2 separate regions of the Homo sapiens genome follow, and region 2 is linked to region 1. A link is a loop called in an ENCODE intact Hi-C map of the cell type or tissue named here. Cell type or tissue: PC-3. All regions are shown on one strand. Links, peaks and the distances in the headings refer to the core of each region. The heading gives the core; the rest is flanking DNA.

Evidence for each region. Peaks named below come from ENCODE experiments on the same cell type or tissue, not always from the same donor. Only the 100,000 strongest peaks of a DNase experiment are listed, where the experiment ranks them.
Region 2: a loop joins it to region 1, with 20 times the contacts of the local background. A loop is called at or near these places in 1 of 110 quality-filtered maps.

Annotation. Positions count from the first base shown.
Region 1 is chr4:137,644,845-137,650,736 of GRCh38, reverse strand. It overlaps LOC101927414 (a long non-coding RNA gene), which reads left to right. Exons shown (of 4, transcript NR_187911.1): 3 at 2,278-2,372; 4 at 5,244-5,472. Among named protein-coding and RNA genes, the nearest start is that of LINC02172, 100 kb to the right of the region's middle. In PC-3, for the core only: no CTCF peak of the experiment used is centred there; a DNase peak (open chromatin) is centred at 2,466; H3K4me3 peaks cover 478 bases; H3K27ac peaks cover 3,653 bases.
Region 2 is chr4:137,990,817-137,996,708 of GRCh38, reverse strand. No RefSeq gene overlaps it. Among named protein-coding and RNA genes, the nearest start is that of SLC7A11-AS1, 95 kb to the left of the region's middle. In PC-3, for the core only: CTCF peaks have their summits at 3,002 and 3,204 (motif pointing right); a DNase peak (open chromatin) is centred at 3,268; H3K27ac peaks cover 1,905 bases.

The sequences.
Region 1 (5,892 bases), core at 579-5,578:
GAAGATACAGAGATTTCCCAAATTGCTCTTGCCCTCACAAATGGTTAGCCTCCCCCATTATCAACGTTCCCCACAAGGGTAGTATGTTTGTTACCATTGGTGAACTCACACTGACACATCATAATCACCCAGAGTCCACAGTTTACTTTAGGGGACACTCTTGGTGTACATTCTATGGGTTTGGCCAAATGTATAGTGATATGTACCCATCAATATAGTATCATACATAATATTTTCATTGCTCTGAAAATCGTCTGTATTGTATCTATTCAACCCATCCCCCACTCCACCTCATCAACCACTGATCATTTTAGTGTTCCCATCATTTTGCCATTTCCAGAATGTCATTTAGTTGGAATTATATAGTATACAGTGAATGAATAAACTGTAGGACATTGTGGTTGTTTATTCATTCATTGAATGAATCATGTTTGTTTATTCATTCATTGAATGAATAAACTGTAGGACATTGTGGTTTTTTCCAACTTTTGGCAATTATAAATAAAACTGCTTCAAACATCTGTGTGCAGATTGTAGGACATTATGGTTGTTTATTCATTCATTGAATTAATTGTGGTTGTTTATTCATTCATTGAATGAATAAACTGCAGGACATTGTGGTTGTTCCCAACTTTTGGCAATTATAAATAAAACTGCTTCAAACATCCATGTGCAGATTTTTGTGTGGACATGTTTTCAATTCCTTTAGGTAAATACCAAGGAGTACAATTGCTGGATCATATAGTGAGATTATGTTTAGTTTTATAAAAAGCCACCAAACTGCCTTTCAAAGTTGCCGTTATCATTTTGCATTTCCGCCAGTAATGAATGGGAGTTCCTATTGCTCCACATCCTTGCTAGCATTTGGTGTTGTCAGTGTTTTGGATTTCAGCCATTCTAATAGTTATTTTAATTTACATTTCCCTGATGACATATAATGTGGATAATTATTTAAATGCCTATTTCCCATCTTCTTTGATGAGGTGTCTGTAAAGATCTTCGGTCCATTTCTTATTCTGGCTATTTATTTTTTTAATTGTTGAATTTTTAGAATTTTTGCAAATTTTGGATAACAGTTCTTTAACAAATATGTCTTTTGCAAATATTTCCTCCCAGTCTTTGGGTTGTTTTTTGTTGTTGTTGTTGTTGTTGTTGTTCTCTTGACATTGTTTTTTGCAGAACAGAAATTACATTACATTAATTTTTCAAGAACAAGTATTAGTTAAGAGATACTAAAATGTGGTTAACTCTTAATAATAATTCCAATACATGGATAAATTTCCCTTGTATGTTCTTTTAAATACCCTTTTCAGTAAGTGATATGTAATAGAAAGTAATGAAAAGCATCATAAACATAAAACTCCCCTGAATCTGTCACTGCAAACTCTTTTTTTTTTTTTTTTTTTTTTTTGAGACGGAGTCTCGCTCTGTCGCCCAGGCCGGACTGCGGACTGCAGTGGCGCATTCTCGGCTCACTGCAAGCTCCGCTTCCCAGGTTCACGCCCTTCTCCTGCCTCAGCCTCCCGAGTAGCTGGGACTACAGGCGCCCGCCACCGCGCCCGGCTACTTTTTTGTATTTTTAGTAGAGACGGGGTTTCACCTTGTTAGCCAGGATGGTCTCGATCTCCTGACCTCATGATCCACTCACCTCGGCCTCCCAAAGTGCTGGGATTACAGGCGTGAGCCACCGCGCCCGGCCCACTGCAAACTCTTAACATTTTGTTCACAGAAGTTTTGATGTAAAAACTTTCAGGTTTTCTCATAAATTGTACTTTAGACATGATGGATAAGATGTCTCTATTAAATTGGCTGATCCCTATTCAAGGCCTAGAATTTATTGTTTGACCAAACGCATAAACACATACAGCGATATGAACTTTGTGTTTCTGTGCTGTATTTAAGCCTGCTTAGACATCAAAGATTCTCATTATACTGTTGTGAACTGAACTACAGAGCTAAAGAATAGCCTTTTGTTGGGAGAAATGGAGCTTAAAAGAAACAGCTAAGTGGTTATGCTTTGCACTGTGAGACACCAGATTTCATATTCAGTACCATGAGATGGTCTTTGAAAAGCCTTCATTTCGTGTGCCTGTTGCAGTGAGATAGCTTGTCTCACACAGGCTAGGAAAGTCCTAGGAAGTTGTGAGACTGTTAATATACATACCCATACCTCTCAGTCCGTGAGAGTAGAGAAATTAAGTCCAATTGGAAATGTATATTGAATATTTATTCATGTAAATGACTTGAGGGTAAAGTTTTGAATCATTGTTTTTACAGCATTGGTTACATGAAAACCGTGTGACAACCTTGGAAGTCTGAAAGAGCAGGAGAGAGGCTAAGCACACACATATTGTGATTTTAAGAGTCTCAAGGTATGCTTCTCTATCTCTTTATACAACTTCAAAAAGTTCTTATATTTACTTGTAAATTCTCTATATACCACATTAAGTGATGCATTATTACTCATAAATCTGTAAACTACACCAAGATAAAGAATAACCGAAAAATAAAATAAGCTAATATGTGCTCAGCACTAAACTGCCTTGTTTGACAAAGGAATACCTAAGACTACTATGTTTATTTTAGTCATGAACAACTCACCTACAATGGTAATTCTGTCCAAAGTGAAGGGATGTGAGAAGTAAGTTGCAACAAGAATTCTAAATTGAGCTACTTTAACTTTTTAAACACATCCCAGAATTTGCTTAACTACGTTTTCCTTTCCAAAGCATTCCTGCAGATGCCAAAGGCATAAATAAGCTATAATAGAGTTGGAGATTCTATAAGTGTATCATGAAATCAGGAAGAGTGTCAATGTGGATTCAAACCTTCAAGTGTTAAAAACTTGGAATTGTATGATTTCACTTATTACTATCAAATCTAATAAAGTAACAGCTGTCATCTAATTAATTATCTAATTAATTAAAATGACATTAATTCAATTATTGTTATATTTCAGTCATGACCAGTTATGCATCAGTCAGGAAAATGGAAACCATGCTAGGTAATTTGAACAGAAAAAGGTTTAATGCAAAAATTTGGGGGCTTAGAAAAATCACTAAAAGTCTTAAGGAAGTGAAAGTTGGGGTGTGAGTGGGATGTCACAAGGTTTCAGTTTGGATGCCTCACTTTAGTCCTGAGAGTCAGAAATGTGTTGCTTCCACCCCAACTTAGAATACTGTAGGAAACAGGTGCCAGTGACAAAGCTGACCAGTAACCTCAAAACTGGGTGTTGCAGAGGAGAAGTGGAGTTCATCTGGCTGTAATAAAACTTCAAATCTGCCAAAGCCCATATGCCCAGTGATCTCTACAGCTAGATCAGATGCCATCAGGTGGCAGCACGGTTGGCATGTTTGTGCTTGGTATAAGAAATTTACCAACTAAAGCAATTACTCTTAGAAATATCCTTGAAGAAAATTCACTAAAGCATTATCTATGTCATCTATGTTTTAAGAGTAAATATTTTGGTCAATAATGTAGGAGCAAAGTATCTCATCTATGTTGTAAGAGTAAATATTTTGGTCTATAATGTATGTTATTTTAATTGGATCGAAAACTCTTAAAAGAGCTTTTTATTACTATATAACAAATTACCACAAACTTAATAGCTTAAAACACCTCATGTGGTATCTCACAGTTTTCATGAGTCAGGAGTCTGGGCACAGCTGAACTGGGTCCTCCACTCAGGATCTCACAGACTGCAATAAAGGTGTCAGCCATCATTGAGGGCTAATGTGAAGACTTGACTGGGGAAGAATCCACTTCTAAGCTTATTTGATTGTTGGTAGAATTAATTTTCTTGCCGATGTAGAACTCATGGGAGCTTGTGTCTTTTTTTTTTCACTTTAATTTTTGGAGCTTGCGTTTTTAAGACTTCTCTGAACTCAGAGAAAGCCTAAACTTGCTTTTAAATGACTCACCTGATTATACATCAGACCCAACCCAGATTAAGGTTCTTAATTACATTATTTAACCTTTACTGTATAAAGTAACAATCATGGGAATTATATCCCTTGATTCTGCCCATGATTCATATTCTTAGATTCTACTCACACTTAAGGAGAAGAGATTATAAAAGGGCATGGGTCATTGTGGATCCTTTTAGAATTCTGCCTACTGTAACTGTTAAAAGAGAGATTTTACTTTACTGGGGTTTTCTGTCTCACACTGAAGGACACACCCTTTCTAGGGTTTTCTTCCCCCCATTGGCTTTATTAAATCATTAGGATAATAAATTTCTGAATGGGAGATTATAAGAAATATTACTTTTCTCCAAAGCGGAGTGATAATTTAGATTGGTATAATTTAATTCCAGAATTTCAGATTACATTATTCCAGAACTAGAAGTTGCTGTAAAATGCACCTTGCTATTTTCCATTATTAAAAAAAAAAGAAACTGAGAACCAGAATATGGATTGTACATTGTCATAGCAAAAATGTGGACATCTCCTTGGGTAAAACTGGGAAGTATTTACTTATTATAAAAATAAGGAAAAAATTCAAGTGGTTACAAAAATTAAATGGCCTTGGATTTTAGACTCACTGCTTTAGGATACATAAAGTTATCACTTGACTGCTCTGTCCTGATGAAGACTTCGGAATATAGGTTGACTATTCCTTATCGGATATGTTGGGACAATAATTATTTTCAATTTTGGAATTTTTGGATTTTGGAATATTTGCATATATATAATGGGATATCTTGGGGATGAGGCCCAAGTTTAAATACAAAACTCACTTATGTCTCATATATATATTATGTAAATAGTGAGGATATAATTTTATACAATATTTTAAATAATTTTGAGCATGAGACAATGTTTTGAGCATGAAACAAAGATATTTGTTAAAACAAATAATTTTAATAAAATTGTACTGATTTTGAGCATGTGTATATTGAATCATCATAAGACAAAGGTATCACTATCTCAGCCCCCCATGGGGACAATCTGTGATTCTTTAGCATCACCATCATTCCTGACTCTGAATTTATATGTTACTCATAAGCAGTCATTTTTGTACACTTACACACACATAAGTAAGTACTTAACAGTAAAATATATGATATACCATTAATACAGTGAAAAAATAATGTGTTCAGAGTAAGTAAGCAGCACAGTCATATCACCAGATGCCTATATCAGCTGTTAAACAACAGCAGCAACAAACAACAGCAGGATTTCAACCTCCACCTATGATCCTGTGTTTTGATTAAAAGGTTAGTGTACACTGTATGTTTTCAGGTGAGAAGAAACATCAGAAGCAGTTGAGAGACCAGGACGTGGGTCCTCAAAGGATGAACAGAAGTTCTTTTGGATAACATTTTAAAATGTTTCCTCCAGAGTTATCTGCCTCATTAACAATGGTTTGAGTCTCAAGAGTCTCTCTTCGATTTTACAAACATGATTTGTTGCTCTGCTATAAATGCATGCTGCTCTAGTCCTTCAATAAACCCACAACATGTTTTCACCATTTTGCCTGTAGACACTTTTTCTGCAGTGTTAACAACGTCACCATTATCATCACTATTATCACAATCACCTTGATTCAAAGCCATTTCACCATCAGTCAATGAATGAATAACTGGAACCTCATGCCTCATGATCCGTGTTAGAAACTTGAATACACACTTCTTTCAGCTTACTAATAGACTCTAAAGCAGGGGTGTCCAATCTTTTGGCTTCCCTGGACCACATTGGAAGACCAATTGTCTTGGGCCACGCATAATATACACTAACAATAATGATAGCTGATGAGCTAAAAAAAATTGCAGAAAAACTCATAATGTTTTAAGAAAGTTTATAAATTTGTGTTGGGCTGCATTCAAAGCCATCCTGGGCCTGTGGGCTGCAGATTGCACAAGCATGCTCTACAGGTGTATTTTTTATACAT
Region 2 (5,892 bases), core at 345-5,344, 350 kb before region 1:
CTGTAAAGCATTCTTCCCCAAAGGAATGATGAAGAAACAAAAGAACCACTCATTCACTGCAGTTTTGTTTTTGCCTCTCTGTCTCTTTTCTGCAAGTGGATTTATCAGAAAGAATGCAATGAACATGAATTATGAAGTAAAATCTTTCCATGGGAAATTCTCACAGACATGTAAATTAATGGAAAAAAAATCTCTCAATTTCAAAACGCTAAACTCTGAATATTTTAAGGAAATGAAATTAGTTCTACTGCCTAAAATTGTTTCCTAAAAATAATACATTATATTGAAACACTGATGATTGGTATCATAAAATCTATTTTAACAATGCATCGTAGGGACTTTTTATTTATGTATAAACCAGATTGCTTCACAATATTATTATCTGTCAGATTTTTATTTTGAGAATGGTATCTGTCTCTGAGTTTGGGCTGTATAAATCAATTATACTTGTGATCTTGAAGTAAACACAGCCCACATTAATCTTTTGGTTACTTGTTTTGTTCCTAACACCTATGCAAGAGCCTTTATACATCATATGCATTTGTTTATTGCTGTCTTCAACTTTTTGATTCCTATAAGAAAAATTTCATCTCTATATCAGGATTATGAGTGTTTTTGGTTCATGGACTGTACTGTATGCTTCTTTAAGAGTTTCTAAAGTTCATATTATAGAGTTATGTACCCATTATAAATGTTTGTGGATGAGTTCAATGTTCATCCTATTGTGTAGCTTATGCTAAATTGTCTGATTATAGAAGTTCTATGAACATAAGAATAGTTATTTGAAACAAGCTTTAAAAACATAGAGGTTTGGTCTTGAAAAAGACCTTTCCAGGGCCGGGCCTGGTAGCTCACGCCTGTAATCCCAGCACTTTGGGAGGCCGAGGCGGGTGGATCACCTGAGGTCAGGAGTTTGAGATCAGCCTGGCCAACCTGGCAAAACCTCATCTCTACTAAAAATACAAAAATTAGCTGGGCGTGGTGGTGTGTGCCTGTAGTACCAGCTACTTGGGAGTCTGAAGCATGAGAATAGCTTGAACCCGGGAGGCAGAGGTGACAGTGAGCCAACATTGCACCACTGTACTCCAGCCTGGGGGAAAGAGTGAGACTCTGTCTCCAAAAAATAAAAAAGAAAAAAAAAAAGAAAGAGAACTTTTCTATTTTACCTCTAAGCACCAGCCTGTTAACAAATATTGAAATGCATATTATATAGCCAACTTTGTTTTAAGCAGTTTTAATGCAAAGATAATATACAAATGGATCCAAATTATTTTATGTTATAAATTGAAAAATATGGTAGACACTTTTAGGCATTTTAGGTTCCTCAAATTTAAATATTTGCACTGGTTAGGAAGACCCCTCATGGACTAAGGAGTTGAGAGTCAAGGCTTCACTGCCCACCAAATTGAAGCTGTGAAAGTTAGATAGTTTTTCCTTCTTCCAATTGCTGGGGAGAAGGGACACAACTTGCTGAGACTTACATCTTGAGGATTGAAAGCAAATACACAGGGAGGTTAAAACATTATTTATGGCATTGAGAACTTGAGGCACTGTGGCAGTGGAGACAGAGCATCCTAGTCAGACTTCTAGAACCAGCCTGGTCTACTTTGCTAGTCTCCCTTGGATTCTGCTCATACCACAAGCATGCTTCTTTTTAAGCTTCATTGATTCTCTGAATTCTTTTCAGCTGAAGTTATCTAGTGTTGGTACAGTTGCTAATGAAATTGCCTTTGCAAAGATTAAGAGGGAGAGAAATCTAACATGGCTGACCCCATCTTGCATCTAACTTCAAAGGCTGGCTGTCTTTGCTCATTTCTGGGCATCAGCCAGGCTGATCTACCATGGGTAGAATTTGATTTGTAGTTTAACTTTGAAGTAAGGATGATAATAGCCCCTCCCTAAAACTGATTCCCTCTCCATCTTTGTAAGACTAATGAAAGGCCACGGGATTAGGATTATGAGCAAGACCTCAATTCTGCTAAAATGTAGGCATAGTTTCTATAATCCCTTACTGCTCAGGAGTCATGTGGCCAGAGGTCACAAGATTTGTCCCTTCTCCAATTGCTGTTATAGATAACATCACTGTTGTAAAACTTAAAATTTGTCTTTGAGATAGTTTTTAGACTGATCCCACCTGGATTTGTGATTCATGACTCAACTGGTACTGTGGCCCCCACCCAGAAGTGGACTCAGTGGATGAGAACCGTTTTCCACACCCTTATAATTGCTTCCCCAACCAATCACAGCAGCACCCATTTCCTAGTTCCCTGCCCAACAAACTGTTCTTTAAAAACCCTAACCTCCAAGCCTTTGGGGAGACTGATTTGAGTGGTAACTCCATCTCCTGTGTTACTGGCCTCCCATAAAGTTAAACTCTTTCTTTACTTCAATGCCATGGTCTCTGCGAATTGATTTTGTCTGTGCAGTGGGAAAGAAGAACCGAGGCAATTACACTTAAAGTCAGAAACCATAACTGATGTATAGGTAAAAACCAAAATGTACCCAAAAATTTAGGAAGTTAAATGATAGTCATATAGCAATATCTATAAGCAAAATAAAGGGTGACTTTGGGTTTTTGTTTTCCTAGAAGATCCATGGAAGAGAAATACATATGTTGAAACTTGATGGATGAGTAAAACTTAAAAAGGCAGGGGTGAGAAGGGTGGGAATTCCAGGTCACATAAGCAACATTGCCAATGTCATGGAATCAGGAATGCATTATAAAGGGGAAATGCCCATTTTTGGAGAATTAATTTTCAGTATTTCTTTTGAATCTCACTATATTCCTTACATATATTACTCTTGTTAATTTATCTAACATCCCCAAATAGTATTCGTTGCCAAAGGCTGGTGATAAATAATGTTTGTGGTTTATAAATGTTTACACAATCAAATGTCAACAGATTCCTGAATAAATATGCATATGAATGATACATACACACATGTTCATATATTAACACTGTCTTATTGAATTTTTTGTACCCTATTTTTTGGGTCATTTCTTTTAATAGGTCTTCAGTTGCTGCCTGGTGTTGTTGCCATGGTTGATGGCTATTCCATGGTGAGCAGGTCTATGCCAACATAACCCCAAAGGCCAAAGGAGCTAAGAGGCTGAAGAAAGAGGCTGACAAATCCAGTTTCTCAGAAAGAAACATTTAATAGGGAGTTATGGAATGGAGCCATGCCTGGGGCAGCCACAAGATGGTACTTCCCGCATGGTTATGCCAGACCAAGGGCTTATATAAAATAGGCAAAGGGTATGCATGCTTCAGAAGAGATATGTAAGACAATTGAAGTCATTTTATCCCCTTCAGGGATATGTGTCACAGACTATGTGTGTCATAGACTACAATTTGCTCAAGAGCAGGATTTATGGCAAGTATGTGTTTATCATAAGATTAAGGTGGTTTTGACCTAAGGGTAGAATTTACCAGTAAGTAGGTGCTGTTATTAGTAAAGTAGAAATCTTAGAGATATTTCTGGAACTGGGGTCAAACAGTAGTCAACATGGCAGATTAGCATAAAAGATAGTGTTGCTTTAGCCTCCACAGTGACCATGGGAGAAGGCAGGTGACACTGGTACTTAAGAAATATTTTGAGTCAACCAGCTCTTGAAACCCTCACAGATGGCTAGATCAAGAATGTATTTCATTAGTGAATTGAGGTAGTGCTTAGGAAGGTTAAATAAAGTGTAAATTTAAGTATATTTGGTTGGAACAAGTTACAGAAATTAAGGTTTCAATTGCCATATTTATATGTATTAATAAAAAGGTGCTTTTATCTTTTCTTTCTCCTAGTTGATTATTCTACATTTACTTCTCAATTTTATTTAAAAACTCAGCATAAAAATAAAAATAAATGTCAATGAAGCCATTTTAGTCTATGAATAAGAATTAAAGGTTAAAATGTGGTTGAAACTGGATTAAAATAAACAAATGGTTTTGTTTAAAAATTCAGTTAACCAAATTTTTATTTAGTTTTTAAAAATATTCTAGTTACTGCTTTAGGATAGATCAATTGCCTGCATCTGAGAGAAAAGGACATTTTTATGTTCCATTCTAGGAGAGAGAGTAGGCTTCATATAGGAATATAAATTGGAACTTGCCTGCTGTATTTAAGGTCAATATTTTTTTCACTGTTTAATTGTAGGAAATTCTCAAGCATATGTAACTACAAAAATGCTGCCTCAAGAAAATACCTCTTAGAGATTAGTATTTCTCCATTTAAAATTAGGAAGTAAATTACTTTTTATTGGAGTCATTAGACATCTTTTACAACTGTTTTCTTTAGGAAGGGGGAATTTAAATACTAAAAAAAGAATACTTTGTCTCTTGAATGCAGAACTGCCTCTGAACTCACATTTAATATATTGTCTATGCAAAACCACTATTTAATAATATCCTTTAATATATCACATTGTTTTAATGATAGCAGCTCTTTTATGGCAAGTTGCTATAAAGGGAATTACAGTAGTCTAACGCTCAAAAACTCTTGGCATATATCACTGGTTCTTGTGTTTACCAGTTGTGTGACCTTTTAAAAGTACAATAATCACATCTAATGTATCTATGTCATAGAAACCTTGCAGGATTACTTATAATAATGAATATAAAATCCTAGGTGAACTGTGAAGTGCTACAAATAAAAGCAATTATTTCTTAAGTTTTAAAAAGCATGCACAGTAGAAAACGACAGAACACGTATCATTTAACAGTTTCTACTCTTTATAATCGCTGACACTGGAAATCCTATAAGTTCATAGTGTAGAAAGACAAGGTTATATGTTTGCCTTATGTACAACAAGATAGTTCCTTCATCCAACAATATTTGTCATAGATTTTTCAGAGAAAGAAATAACTAAACAAGGATTTGCAAAACAGGTGGGTTAACTGTCAGTCCAGATGTATGCCCTGACCCTGGACAAAGTCAGCCTTGAGGAGGTGATTGTTTTTGCATTTGTATCTATTTCTAAATTTCACATCATTGTCTGACATATTAGAAGTACCCAAAGCACTTTCTATAGATTAGGAATGAAGTATTAAAATTATCTGTTTTTGTTATATTGTCCATGATATAAAATTGTTTATAATACAATTTGGAGATCTCTTAATATCAGGCTTACTATTTGAGTGGGGATAAAGAAATTGATCTGATAACATTTTGTTCTACTACAGATCAATAAACGTAATGTCTCTCTGTACTTTGACACATTTAAACTGTCAAATTTTTTTTTTTTTTTTTTTTGAGACAGGGTTTCACTCCACTTGCTCAGGCTGGAGTGCAATGGCGTGATCTTGGCTCACTGCAACCTCTGCCTCCTGGGTTTAAGAGGTTTTCTTGTCTCAGCTTCTCAAGTAGCTAGGACTATAGGTGCACATCACCATGATAGGCTAATTTTTTTTTTTTTTTTTTTTTTTTTGTAGAGGTAGGGTTTCTCCACGTTGCCCAGTCTGTTCTTCAACTCCTGGGCCCAAGCAATCTGCCTGCTTCGGCCTCCCAAAGTGCTGGGATTACAGGCATGAGCCATTGTGCCAGGCCTAAGATATCAAATTATAATATTTTAATTACAAGCATTGTTATTTAGTTATGTAAGATTATCAAAATATGGTGACAGATATTCCTCTGGGAGCAAAACAGTCACTACAGTTCATTATTGATTATATAATGATTATTATTTCACCAAACTGATACAACAGTGGCTTCTGATTTGTTACATTGTGTATCTTGAATTATACTGAACATTTGTCCTACCCTACAGTATATTTTGGGAAACCAGTCAGTACTGCTCAAAAGTTCAATGAATGTGAGATCAAATTATCATGAATTAAATAAACATTTAGTAAGCACCAGCTAAAATGGATATATGTATGTGTTCTATACTTAAAATATTCT